2 separate regions of the Homo sapiens genome follow, and region 2 is linked to region 1. Evidence: chromatin contacts called from ENCODE Hi-C or POLR2A ChIA-PET data. All regions are on one chromosome and are shown on one strand. Each heading gives the region's core, a stretch centred on a gene start or an enhancer-like site at or near the end of the contact. The rest is flanking DNA. Distances are from core to core; before and after follow the strand shown. Region 1 overlaps ZMIZ1 (zinc finger MIZ-type containing 1). Region 2 overlaps ZMIZ1-AS1 (ZMIZ1 antisense RNA 1).

Region 1 (5,682 bases), core at 2,336-4,835:
AAGGAGTTTTAAGTAGAGTGGAAGAGGTGATAGATCAGGGGTGCCTTTTATTCAGGTTCACACTGGTAGCCAAGTGAAGGGGCGATGGAAAAGGGGAAGCTGGAGGTAGACACCTGAGGGAGAAGGTTGCTGCCTGGGGATGTAGACAGGAGAGGTGGCTGGAGAAACATCCAGAAGGTGGAGTCCAAAGACATCAGTTCCCTGACTACATACTCCCATAAGCCATGCTCTGGGCAGGGGAATGGGGACATGGACACCCAATGTCACGGGGTACAGCCCTGGGGAAGGAGTCAAAATGACTTCCCAATTTCAGCCAGGACCATGGGACAATGTCAGCCTACTCCTAATCCAAGGTGGCTTTATGAGAATTAGAACCAGGCTCCCCTTCCTCCAACACTTTACCATCACCTGCCAAAAAATCATCTAATACATGTATAATGTGAGGGGACTAAAATGTGAGTACCACCCCCAACTTGTGCAGTGCGCAACATGCGCTACCACACACAGCTGTCCTAGGAGACACAATGCCAGTGAACAAGCAATGGGAAGGTGGAGGGTTAGAGGCCTGGGGTTAAGGCAGGTAGGAAAGGCAGATAAAATCTAGTCTAACACACTAAGAAGTTAAAAACACTTAACAAAACAAAGAACAACCAAAGCAGTGTTTACTAACCCTCCCTGCCTTTTTGGCATGAGAAATTCAAATAAAAGGAGAGGCAGAATTATTTGCTATATGGAGTCCAAAAGAGAAAAAAATAGTTGCACAGACCAGGTAAATAAAAGAAATGCAAAAATGCAATTCAGGAAACCCTAGTTTTAAAAGAAAGAGATTGGCCAAAGGTATAGAGAATCAGTCCTGGACACAGAGCTTCCAAAAAGATTATCTTTAAAAAAAATAAAAATAAAAAAATAAAAAATAAATAACAAAAGATCCTACCAGCCTAGGTAACAAAGCAAGACCTCGTCTTTACAAAAAAAATTTTTTTCAATTAGCCGGGGTGATGGCTCGTGCCGGTAGTCCCAGCAGGAGGCAGAGGTGGGAGGATCGCTTGAGTCCAGGAGTTCGAGACTGCAGTAAGCCATGATCACACCACTGTACTCCAGCCTGGGTGACAGACTGAGACCCAGTTTCTACAAAATAAAATGAAGTAATAAAAATAAAAAGGATTCTATATGCTGAACAAGCAAACATAGCTGAGTAAAATCTGAGAAAAATGGGCTTTCTGGCCAACTGAACTATCTGGATACCTGAGGGCTTTCACTTGATCATTCAAGAACTCATCAGGCTTTACTGGGCACCTTCTCTGCTCCAGGTCTTGTCTGACCTAGCTGGTACCGGGAGGAGGAGAAGGCTGAGGGCTGAGGGAGTCCAGAGGAGAATGCCTAGGAGGTCCCTGGGAGGAGGTAATGACAAAGTTTGCCAGGTAAGGAGGGGCGGGGAGACGCATTCTGTCACTGTCCACACGGTGAAGTGCAAATCCCCGTCAACCATGGCAAGGCCCTTTCTTAACAGAAGTGAGAATTTTGTGAGTTGAGGTGAGACCCACATTACATCCTGGGGGTCTGGAGTAGGGAGCCTCACCTATCCTGGAGGTAAAAATGCTCCAGTAGACTCCAAAGGAGAGTCCCAGCTAGAAGGGGCCTCAATGCACAGAGGGCAGAGAGACAAGGACTCGTCAGGGTCAGGAAGCTGATGAGTGGCAGAGATGGGCAGTGGGTATCCTCTCCCTTACCAGGGCCCTTCCAGTGCCCGGTGCTGCCCCAGGGGTTTCATCCAACTCCAACCCTAGAAAGCCAGGGAGCAGTGGTAGGCGGGAAAGGCACGTTGTGATGGCCACTCAGGTCCCTGGCCACTGGGCACAGCTCAGAAACAGAGGGAGAGGCACTTCTCATTCCCAGAATAAGAGTCTCATTCTGAAAAGGTTTGGGCTTTTGCTTCCTGAAAAAGAGGTTCTCAGGGGCATCTCTTGGGCTGAAGCCTGTTGCCTGCTGCTGGTAATCCTAACAAGCGTGTTTATTGGGCTCTGGAGATCACAAGCTGCCTTCCTCTGTCTCCCCTCCTGGTGGCCATGGGAGGCGGGCACCCTCTGCCCATTTTTCAGATGAGGAGGCAGGCCCAGAGAGCCATGGAAGGCCTCTCATCCCAGGTCACTCTTTCTGGGTCTGGTGCAGGCCAGACGGCACCTGAGTGCCAGGCAGGAGTCAGGGTGGGGCGTTATGCGGGCTGAGGCCTCTGCCCACTCTGCCCAATGGCATGTGCAAATGGCAGGTGGGAACTCAACTGCGGGCCTGGCGTCACGCTGGGCATGTTGGCCCCTTGACCCCCACCCCCAGCTTGAGGAGGCTACATCCGAGCCCTGGTGACTGGTGCTGAGCCCCCAGAACCAGCCTGCCCAGGTGCTGCAGGGTTGCAGAGGAGGGTGCCAGCAGCCAGGCTGTGGTTTTGTGCTTGGCTAACTCTTGGCTTCTGAGCAATGAAGTGGAGAGAGAAGAGACACAGTAAGAACATGGTGCCCACCCACTCAGCCCTGCCACCACAGGCAGCAGGCAGCCTCTGGGGCCACCACAGGACCTGTGGCCCTCAGAGCACAGGCCGGGATCTACATGGCACGGCACCAGAATGCGGAGCGGGCAGCGTCCGGCAGAGCCAAGGGCCCCTGGCAAGCACTAGCTCCTGCCACCTTCAAGGTGAAGAAAGGAGACCCAGGGGCCTGTGCAGGTTCAGGCCAGAGTGAGCCGGCCTGGATTATCCCTACCAACCCACCCTCCTGCTGCCTCATTCCCCCACCCCCACCCCACCACCCTGGAAAGCAGGACTTCCCTCTTTGTGCCTCTGCAAGTCACAAGAATCCCAGTTCAATCATCAACGGCCAGCCCAGCCGCTGACCCTAGGATTCTGGAGTTGCTTGACTCAGGCAGCTATGTTCTTGGAGAGAGGTCAACAAAATAGGGAAACTGAGGCTCAAAGAGGGCAAAGGACCTGCCTGTGTTCATACGGCAGGATTGGAGGCACAAGGATACAGAACGTTAGAGCAGACAGTCAAGCAGTCCCAACACCTGCATCTTATTGATGGGGTAAGCTGAGGCTCAGGGATGGGAAAGAGCCTGTCCGAAGTGACTTTGAATTAATAAGAACCTCAGCATGGCCATCTTGGGTTGATCCCGTGTGGCCAAGATAGAGCTGCCCTCTTTGACCCCAACCTCAAGTTCAGGAAGTTGCAACACTTCCTTGTTTCCATAGTAACCAACTACTGCTCCAGGAATACACTGAAATGTTTTTGTTCCCTCCTCTGTGCTGGCCCTGGGCCAGGCTGTGAGGACACAGAACAGAAAGAGGAGGTGTGAAGGAAGGCACAGACCCAGCCCCACGCAGTTGATCCCTTGCAATAGAGTGTGGGAGGGAGAGGAGTAGAATTTTCAGTGGAGAAGAAATCCTCAGTGCCTGAGAGTGTCAGGGGAGAGAGTTCAAAGATGGCAGCTTTTGAGCTGGGCTCTTAAGGATGGGTAGGAGTTCACCTGACTGAAGAGTGGAGGTGGAGGACTTAGCATATGCAAAGGCCTCGGGATAGAGGATGACTAACATGTTGGGAAACTATGGTGCATAGAGTGGAGTGTATGAACATGCAGGGGATGAATGCCAGGGAATCAGCCAGAGGGGAGGAGAGAGACCAAATGCAGAATATCAGAATTCCAAGGGTAGACAAGGGTATCAGGAAGACCCACTATGCCTCTATTTTTCCAACTGTTAAAAGGCCACCTTATGACAGAGTGGCTGAGGCACAGGAATTGACAAGCACAAAAGGAGAAGGGCTCAGACTCCCAGGACACAGCAACTTGAGCCAGTTCTCTAGCTCAGCCTGTTTCACGGAGGTGGACAGGCATTCCCAGTGGGCTCCTGGCCACAGCCTCAGTCAATCTTTAAAATACATTCAGGATCCGACCTTGTTTCACTACCTCCACTGAACACTCTGGTCCAAGCCGCCAGCATCCTTTCCTGGGTTCCTGTAAATGCTGCCCAGATGGTCTCCTTGTGGCCACCCTTGTCCCTTCAGTCTATTCTCGGCTCATCAGCCAGAGATCTTAGAGGGACACATCTGATAGCCTCAGTCCTTTACTTAAAATCCTTCAGTGGCTTCCAAATCACTGAGCATGAAGTCAGAAGCCCTTCCTGTACTTGATAAGGCTCTCTGTCCCTTATCACCTGGTCCCTGATCACTCTGTTGACTTCCTCCCCACTCTCTCCTTCCCTCACTCCATCTAGCCACACTGGCCTCCCTGCTTTTCCCAGACCACGCCAAACAAGCATCTGCCACAGGGCCTTTGCACATGCTGTTCCCACTGCCTGGAGAGCTCTTCTCCCAAATGTTCATGGAGTTCACTTCCCTGTCTCCCTGAGGTATGTGCTCAAATGCAGCCTCTTCAGAGAAGCCTTCCCTGACCACACCACCTAAAGAAGCCCCATCACCCACTCATGTCCCTATATCACCTTATCCTGGTTTATTTTTCTTCAAAGCACTGATTATAACTCAGGCATGATGTCATGCATTAAGTTGTTGACCTGCTGACTGTCTCGCCTACTAGAATGTAAGCAGGGCCCCTGTCAAATTCACCAATGTATCCCCAGGGCCTGGAAGAGTGCCTGGCACATGGAAGGTGCTTGATAAACTTGACAAAGGAATACATGAATCCACCTTCCTTGGGTAGCTGGGCGAGGGGAGGCACAAAAGGACCCCAGACTCTGCCCTCCCCAGGGCCAGAGTGCTGGGGACTCAAGCCCAGCCAGGAAGCCTTGTTCTCAGGCTGGCACGAGGCCCCACCAGCAGGACCCTCCCAGCCCATTCAGTGCATGGGCTCCCCAGAACTGGAAGTGACGCAGGGCCTGGCAGAGGTCTAGAGGAGCCCTGAGGGAAAAGTAGCAGTTGCTACTCTGCCCATTGTCCCCCATCGTCCTTCACTCCACACAAAGCCTGGGAAGGCCAAGGACAGCCTCGGGCGCAAAGGGTGAAAGTAGGGGGAGACCAAGCCAGTGAGGCTGGGAGGACATGGGATCCTGCCTGCAGCTCTGCAGCTGGATTCCTTCCCTCTCTGGCCTCAGGGCTCTAATCTGGGAAATGGGATGAGAAGGGCATTAAGTAGACTGGCTGCCCAGGTCCCTCCTGCTCCAATAGTTTGGGCATCTTTGGGTCTTAGGGGCCTGGAAGGGATCACACCAGGCTGCATCTCAGACCATAAATTCAAGCCATGGTCTAGGCCACCAAATGAGCCTGATGAGCCAAAAAGCTGGGCGTGGGGTCTCAGGTGGGCTCCTGAGGACCCTGTTGCCACCCAAGGCGGAATGCAAGGCAGCCCCATATAAGCCAGGAAGTGAGAGAAAGTGTCCTGCTATAGGGCAGCGGCCCCCAGGCTGGAGGAGCCAGCTGTCTTACCAAGACCATAGGCACCGAGTGCCTGCCCCCAGGACGAGTGTTTCTGGTGGGCACAGCCAGAGCCGAAAGGCCCAGCCGCTTTGCAAAATGAGGAAGGTGAGTCCCAGGCCAGGCCAGTGCCACTGCCACAGCCATGGAGGCACCTCTCCTGTGCCTTACTCCAGCAAAGGGTTTCTGTGGAGTAACAGGCAGGGCTGGGCACTGGCTAGATGGTGGGAACACCTGGATTTTAGCTCCAGCTCTGCCAGGGACTTGTCGT
Region 2 (5,682 bases), core at 1,116-3,615, 110 kb after region 1:
GTTCCACCCAGTTTGACAGGAACGGCAGTGGGGCTGAGGATCTTGGGAGAGGTGCCTGTATGGTTACTCTGCTGGGTGGTACATGGGAAAATCTCAAGACAAGAATCTTCAGGTTGAGTGAGAAGGGATGGGAAAAGGAGGCAGAGAAAGCAGAAGAAAACCAATATCCACGGGCACCTGCCGAGGGCCAGGCATTGCCCTGGGGACGGCCTCTTGAATTGGTCTCTCCTAACCCTCAAGACAACCCTGTGAGTTAGGAAGGAATTGTTCTTATGGGTCCAGTTTATTTGAAAACAATAGCACCATCAACATGAGCTAATGCTTAGTGCTGTCCTGAACAGTTTGCCTGGATTTTCCTAATGCACCCTCCTGAGCTCCCATTGAGGCTGGTGTCACTGTCTCCACTTTCCAATAACAAGTCTGAGGAAGCTGGGAAGTGTCAGTGCAGTGGCCAAGCTCGTGGACCCCGCAGCCAGCCTGCTGGGTTGGCTTCCCTGCTCACCAGCTGTGTGGCTTTCGGCAATTCCTTAACCTTTCTGGGCTCAGCTTCCTAACCTGGAAAAGAGGAGAGTAAAAGCACCTGCTTTGCAGGGTCGTGGTGAGGATTAAATGAGGGAATATATGGAAAGCACGCAGAACAGGCCCCTGCACCTAGTGGGCGCTGTGCAAGGGTGCGCTGCTGCTATAGTACTATTCCTGCCCCAGCTCACTTAGGAGAAGGCTTTGACCTGGAGCCTGGTGGGACCGACCCTCGCCTCTTCCCGGCTGACACTTTGCTCTCTGTGGTTCTGGACTTGCAGAGCCAGGCTGGGGAGGAAGGAGCTGTGTGACTCCCACCGGGCCTGCTCCTTTGCGGCAGGCATGTGACATATTGTGGCGTGATGTGTTTTCCCCTCATGGTGCAAGACGTGACTCAGAGGGGCATGCTGGGGAAATGAGTTTCTTGGATTTGCCCACCTCATCGCCCCTGCATTCTTTTGAATTTCTCTGAATCAGACTTTATATCTGGCTCTGCCATTCACCAGCCTTATTTATGCAGAAAACAGCCCCACATTTCCAACTTGCTCCACAGCAGTAAAGATTCATCTTTGGCCCGGGGAGGGTAGCAAAAGAGAGGAGGGAAGGGGAAAAAAAGGAAAAAGAAAGAAAAAGGAAGGAAGAAAGAAAGAGCCAGCAACAATCAAAACAACCTTTTTCTCCCTGTGTAATCTGGGCGGCTTCCAGGAGGATAATGTCTTTCCACCGTGGATCGCCCCCTCCCTCCCAGGCTGTTTTCACAGGAAGTAAACCCTGGAGCATTTTCAATGTGCCCCTCCAGGCAGAACAATGAGGCCCTTGAAGCCTCGGAACCCGCGCTTCCTCCAGTTATCCGGAGCCGCGCCGCTGAGGGGAGCCATCTCTGGGGAGGGGGCAGGGGGGAGGGGCGAGTCTGCAGGGCGTTGCGGAGCCGCACGAGGGAAGCCCATTAGTCAAATAATAGGTTTGGATCCGACTGTTTTGCCAAGGTACCCGGCATTTACCCGCTCCCCGATTGGGGGCGGGGAGCTGGGAGGAGGCAGCGAGGATCCAATTACGGCTGCTACTGCCCGGTCGCCGGGAGGTGGCGGCGGGCGGGCCGGGCCGGGCTGGGCCGGGCGGGGCCGGGAGGAGCGGGGATCGGGGATCGGGGATCGGGGATCGGGAGCGCAAGCCTCGGGCCGGCCGGCCTGGAAACACCGCGCCCCGGCCCCAGCCCCGGCCCTGCGCCCCGCGCGGGCTCCTCCCTCCCCACCGGCTCAGCTGCCTCATTGTTTATTGTGGAGCCTGCCTCTCCCCTGCCCGCCCGCCCTCCCGCTCCTTTCTCCCCTCCTCCCGAAAGAAAGAAGAGCCAGTGTGTGGAGAGAATGAGTCATGAATAAACAAACAGCGTGGGGGGAGCTGTCACTCTCAGCTCACTTCCTGGCCGCGCTCCGCTCCGCGACCTCCTGGCGGGGCGCAGAAGCCAGGCTGGCCGAGGTGGGCGGCGGCTGCTGGGGCTGCTGGGGCGCGCGGCCCAGCTCAGTCGGGCCCCTCCGCGGGGCGGGACTGGGCTGGGCTAGGGTGCTCAGGACCCCAGTTCCCAGGCCTGTCTTTGACCACAGCCCTCACAAGCCTCAGGGCCCTTAGAGTAAGCGAGCGTGACATGATGTCCCCAGACTTGTATGGCCGTGTGAGCCGAGGGCTGTGGGCCGGACCCTTGGGTTGGACAGAAGCCATCTGTCACAGACAGGCAGTGCATGCGGGACCTGCGGCGGGCTTGCGGCGCCTGTGTGGGCTCATCCTCTGGGAATGCCAGTGTGTGTCTGCTGAGTTGTGTAGGCGTGGCTTTTTCCGCGTGACACAGGGACACTGCGAGGATGTGTATATATGGCATGTGTGTCTTCTGCATATGGTGTTTGTCTGGAGTGGGGGTTACACGTGTGCTAGTGACCCGTGTGTGTGTGTCTGTTTGTGTTGTGTGGCCAATTTTCCTGACTCTGAATTTGCGTCTGCCACTTTAAGTTTTGAGATTCTTACTTTGTACTTGGCTTTTCTCTATTTAGTCCTTTTTCTTCTCTCTTGTGTGATCCTGTGGGTCATTTGGGGCCACCTCTCCCCTTTAGTGAGGCCCCAGGGCCCCAGCAGACCTCCAGGGCCCGGCCTGGCTGGCCTCAGCGTCCAGCCAGCTGTGGCCACACGCAGGCTGACAGTGCTGACTCATGCCTGGCCAGAGCTGAGTGTGACCAGCGCGCCCAGGCTGGGTGAGCCCCCACCGTGGGGAGGGCAAGGGCCCAGGCCAGCCCAGACCTTCTGGGGACTTGTGACCGCATGACATTAGAGGCAGGGGCAGGAGTAAGTCATTTCTTCTGGCTTCCCTGGCAACCACACAGCCTCACAGGGGTCCACCCCAGGGCCAGTGCTGACGGCTGGGCCTTCGGAAAGGCTAGTGTGACCAAGGCAAGGCTGTGACTCAAGCTACAGCTCAGGCCCCTGCTGCTTGGCTGGGTCTAGAACCTTCCCAGCTCTGGCCCTGCTCCCTCTCTATGGGCTGGCCCAGCTGCCAAAGCTTCCCAGTTCCAGGTTGGAGATTTGCATGCAGGGACAGACCCCCCTGAGGCTGAAGCAGGGCACACATTTGCTCCTTCCCCAGGATTGCTCACTCCTGCAGCCCCCCCAGCCAGGGCTTGCTTGCTGGACTTGGTCCCCTGGCACTGGAATCGTAGCCTTGGTTGTGACCCTGATCAGGGAGGCAGGCTCCAGGGCCACAGCAGGCCAACCCTGGCCACTTCCCAGTCTTTCCCATCCTTCGGGGGGGCAGGTAGTTGGGAAGATTAGGATCTACATAGGCTGGGAGGCAGGTGCATGTGGGGTCACAGCCTGGCTCCTTCATCTGCTAGCTTTATGACCTGGGGAAAGTCACATAACCTCTTTGAACCCCTTTTTCCTCTACTTTAAAATGTGCATAGTGACCCTTACTCCATGGAGAGGTTGCAAAAGTTAAAGAGAGAATGCCTATGAGCCCTGAGTATATGTCATGGAATGTACTTGTCATGGAATAGGGGCTCAGGAAAGGACAGTGTACTCTCTGTCTACCCCCAGCCCTGCCTTGAACCCTGATCTCAAGGCCCAGAATTTTGCCTGTCCAAGCCTGTTGGTCCATGACCCAGGGAAGTGCTGGATCCTGTGGACCTTGGCTGGGATTTGAAAACTCAGAAGCAGTCCTACACGGTACATAGGGGTCTCTGAGTCCCAGGGAAGCATGGGGTCTGGGCTGTCCATTAGAGGTAAGCTGGTCTAGGAAGGACAGCTGTGACAGCATCTTTCTGGATCTTTCCTTGTGGGGAGAAGCCTCCACCCCTCAGGTCATACTCTGGCTGTACCTGGGCTGGTCTCCATTTGAGGACAATTTTTTTTTTTTGAGACAGAGTCTTGATGGAGTGCAGGGATGCAATCTCAGTTCACTGCAACCTTGACCTCCTGGGCTCAAGAGAACCTCCCACCTCAGCCTCCCAAGCAACTGGGACTATAGGCATGTGCCACAATGCCCAGCTAATTTTTCTTTTTTTTTTTTTTGTGGAGATGGGGTCTCACTATGTTGCCCAGGCTTGCAGACAAATTTTGTTTGGCCTACGTGAGATTAAAAAAAAAAAAACCATTATTTACAAATGAAGGCATTTCACATGAAAGTGTGAATTTTCAATTTCCCTCAAATAACTGGGGAGTTTGGCCACACTGGGCTCACGTTTTTATGCGGCAACTGTGGGCTGGAGCTGAGCAGCAGAGGCCCCTACAGGCCGGGTGTATGTTCTCCAGTTTACCACAGTCTCCACTGCTCCCTATTGCACTGGTTCTCAAACTTGAGCATATGGGAAAATCCCTTGGAGGGCTTGTTAAAATACAGATTAGTGGACCCCACCCCAGAGTCTCTGCTTCAGTGGGTTTGGGGTGGGCCTGAGAATTTGCCTGAGAATTTCTGACAAGTTCTCGGGTGATACTGCTGCTGCTGGTTTAGGGCCCCATTTTGAGACCTACTGGGCCGCCTGATGCTGAGGCTGACTGGTCATCTCACTTGGCCTGTTACTTTTCTGTATAGTAGGGAAATATTTCTCTGTACACCCAACTCTAGCAAAAGTAGGAAAATTTAAAAGGACCGAGAATATCATTTGTTCTAGCAAAATGGAGAAGTATATATTTCTTTCTTTTTTTTTTTTTTTTTGAGACCGGAGTCTTACTCTGTTGCCCAGGCTGGAGTGCAGTGGTGTGATCCTGGCTCACTGCAACCTCTGCCTCCCGGGTTCAAGTGATTCTCCTGCCTCAGCCTCCTGAGTAGCTATGATTACAGACGTGCACCACCATGCCTGGCTAATTTTCGTATTTTTAGTAGAGATGGGGTTTCAGCATGTTGGCCAGGTTGGTCTCAAACTCCTGATATCAGATGATCTGCCCGCCTCGGCCTCCCGAAGTGCTGGGATAACAGGCGTGAGCCACCGTGCCCCGCCAAAAATATATATTTCTTTGGAGACAGAAAAGATATTCCCTTGTGGTTACTTGCAAACGATTTGCATATATGTCAGATAAACACAACTTCAGGAGCACAGGGAGGCCTGCCCTGAGCATGGCCTGAGGATATGCCACGTGGCCACTCTGTGCACTTGTTCCTTCACATGTCCACCTCACTCGTTGACTTTGTCTGCTTGACCCTGCAGGTGTTTTGAGTGTGTGACCCCGGCCAGCTACAGTTTATTAATTAATTGAACAACCATGATTTGAACCAGTTCTATTGCTGCACTGTGTTAGGATATGAAGACAGTGAATAAGACAGACCTAATCCCTACCCTCCTGAGGCTCCCAGACTATTGGGACAGACAGACAAAACAAATCGAACTAGTAGGTGAAAAAAGGAATTGCACGTTGTGATAACACATCAGGATGCTGAGATGGAGAATAACGGGTTATATGAGGACCTCTTTTAGTCTGGGTGGTCAAAGAAGCCTCTCTAAGGTTCCCATCCTATGAGGGGTGGGATTGGGAAGCAAATGAGATCCAGATCTCTAGAGATCTCACCCCGCTTCAAAGCCCAGCTTGCGTTCACCAAGCACAGGGAGCATCTTGACCTTCTGACCTGTGTGTGCGCGCTCTGACCTCAGCTCTGCCTGCTGCCCTGTACCTCAGGGCCAGCCACAC

The links. A loop is a pair of places that touch in the nucleus more often than their neighbours do. ChIA-PET counts read pairs that join two places held with the same protein, here RNA polymerase II (POLR2A). Pooled maps may share reads with other maps.
Region 2: a map of endothelial cell of umbilical vein shows a loop between it and region 1 (6-fold over the local background). The contact joins two enhancer-like sites. A Hi-C loop is called at or near these places in 13 of 168 maps with a recorded cell type or tissue (CD14-positive monocyte, Calu3, K562 and 9 more), 1 of 37 single-sample maps with no recorded cell type and 7 of 50 pooled maps. POLR2A ChIA-PET finds 5 or more read pairs at or near these places in 14 of 52 experiments (A549, BJ, Caco-2 and 9 more).

Annotation. Positions count from the first base shown.
Region 1 is chr10:79,081,979-79,087,660 of GRCh38, reverse strand. The region is part of intron 1 of ZMIZ1 (zinc finger MIZ-type containing 1); the gene reads right to left. Among named protein-coding and RNA genes, the nearest start is that of ZMIZ1, 16 kb to the right of the region's middle. RefSeq lists a silencer at 2,326-2,395, enhancers at 3,120-3,239, 2,742-3,311, 3,312-3,883 and a cis regulatory region at 3,016-3,516. Within about 2 kb of position 3,585, at least 31 of the 41 ENCODE cell types and tissues checked have a DNase peak (open chromatin) inside an H3K27ac peak, as active enhancers do; they include CD14-positive monocyte, endothelial cell of umbilical vein, mammary epithelial cell and 2 more, where a contact is called at or near this core.
Region 2 is chr10:78,969,919-78,975,600 of GRCh38, reverse strand. All of the region lies in intron 5 of ZMIZ1-AS1 (ZMIZ1 antisense RNA 1), which reads left to right. Among named protein-coding and RNA genes, the nearest start is that of ZMIZ1-AS1, 95 kb to the left of the region's middle. RefSeq lists enhancers at 906-955, 2,510-3,441 and silencers at 1,337-1,826, 1,997-2,066, 2,107-2,226. Within about 2 kb of position 2,365, at least 38 of the 41 ENCODE cell types and tissues checked have a DNase peak (open chromatin) inside an H3K27ac peak, as active enhancers do; they include CD14-positive monocyte, endothelial cell of umbilical vein, mammary epithelial cell and 2 more, where a contact is called at or near this core.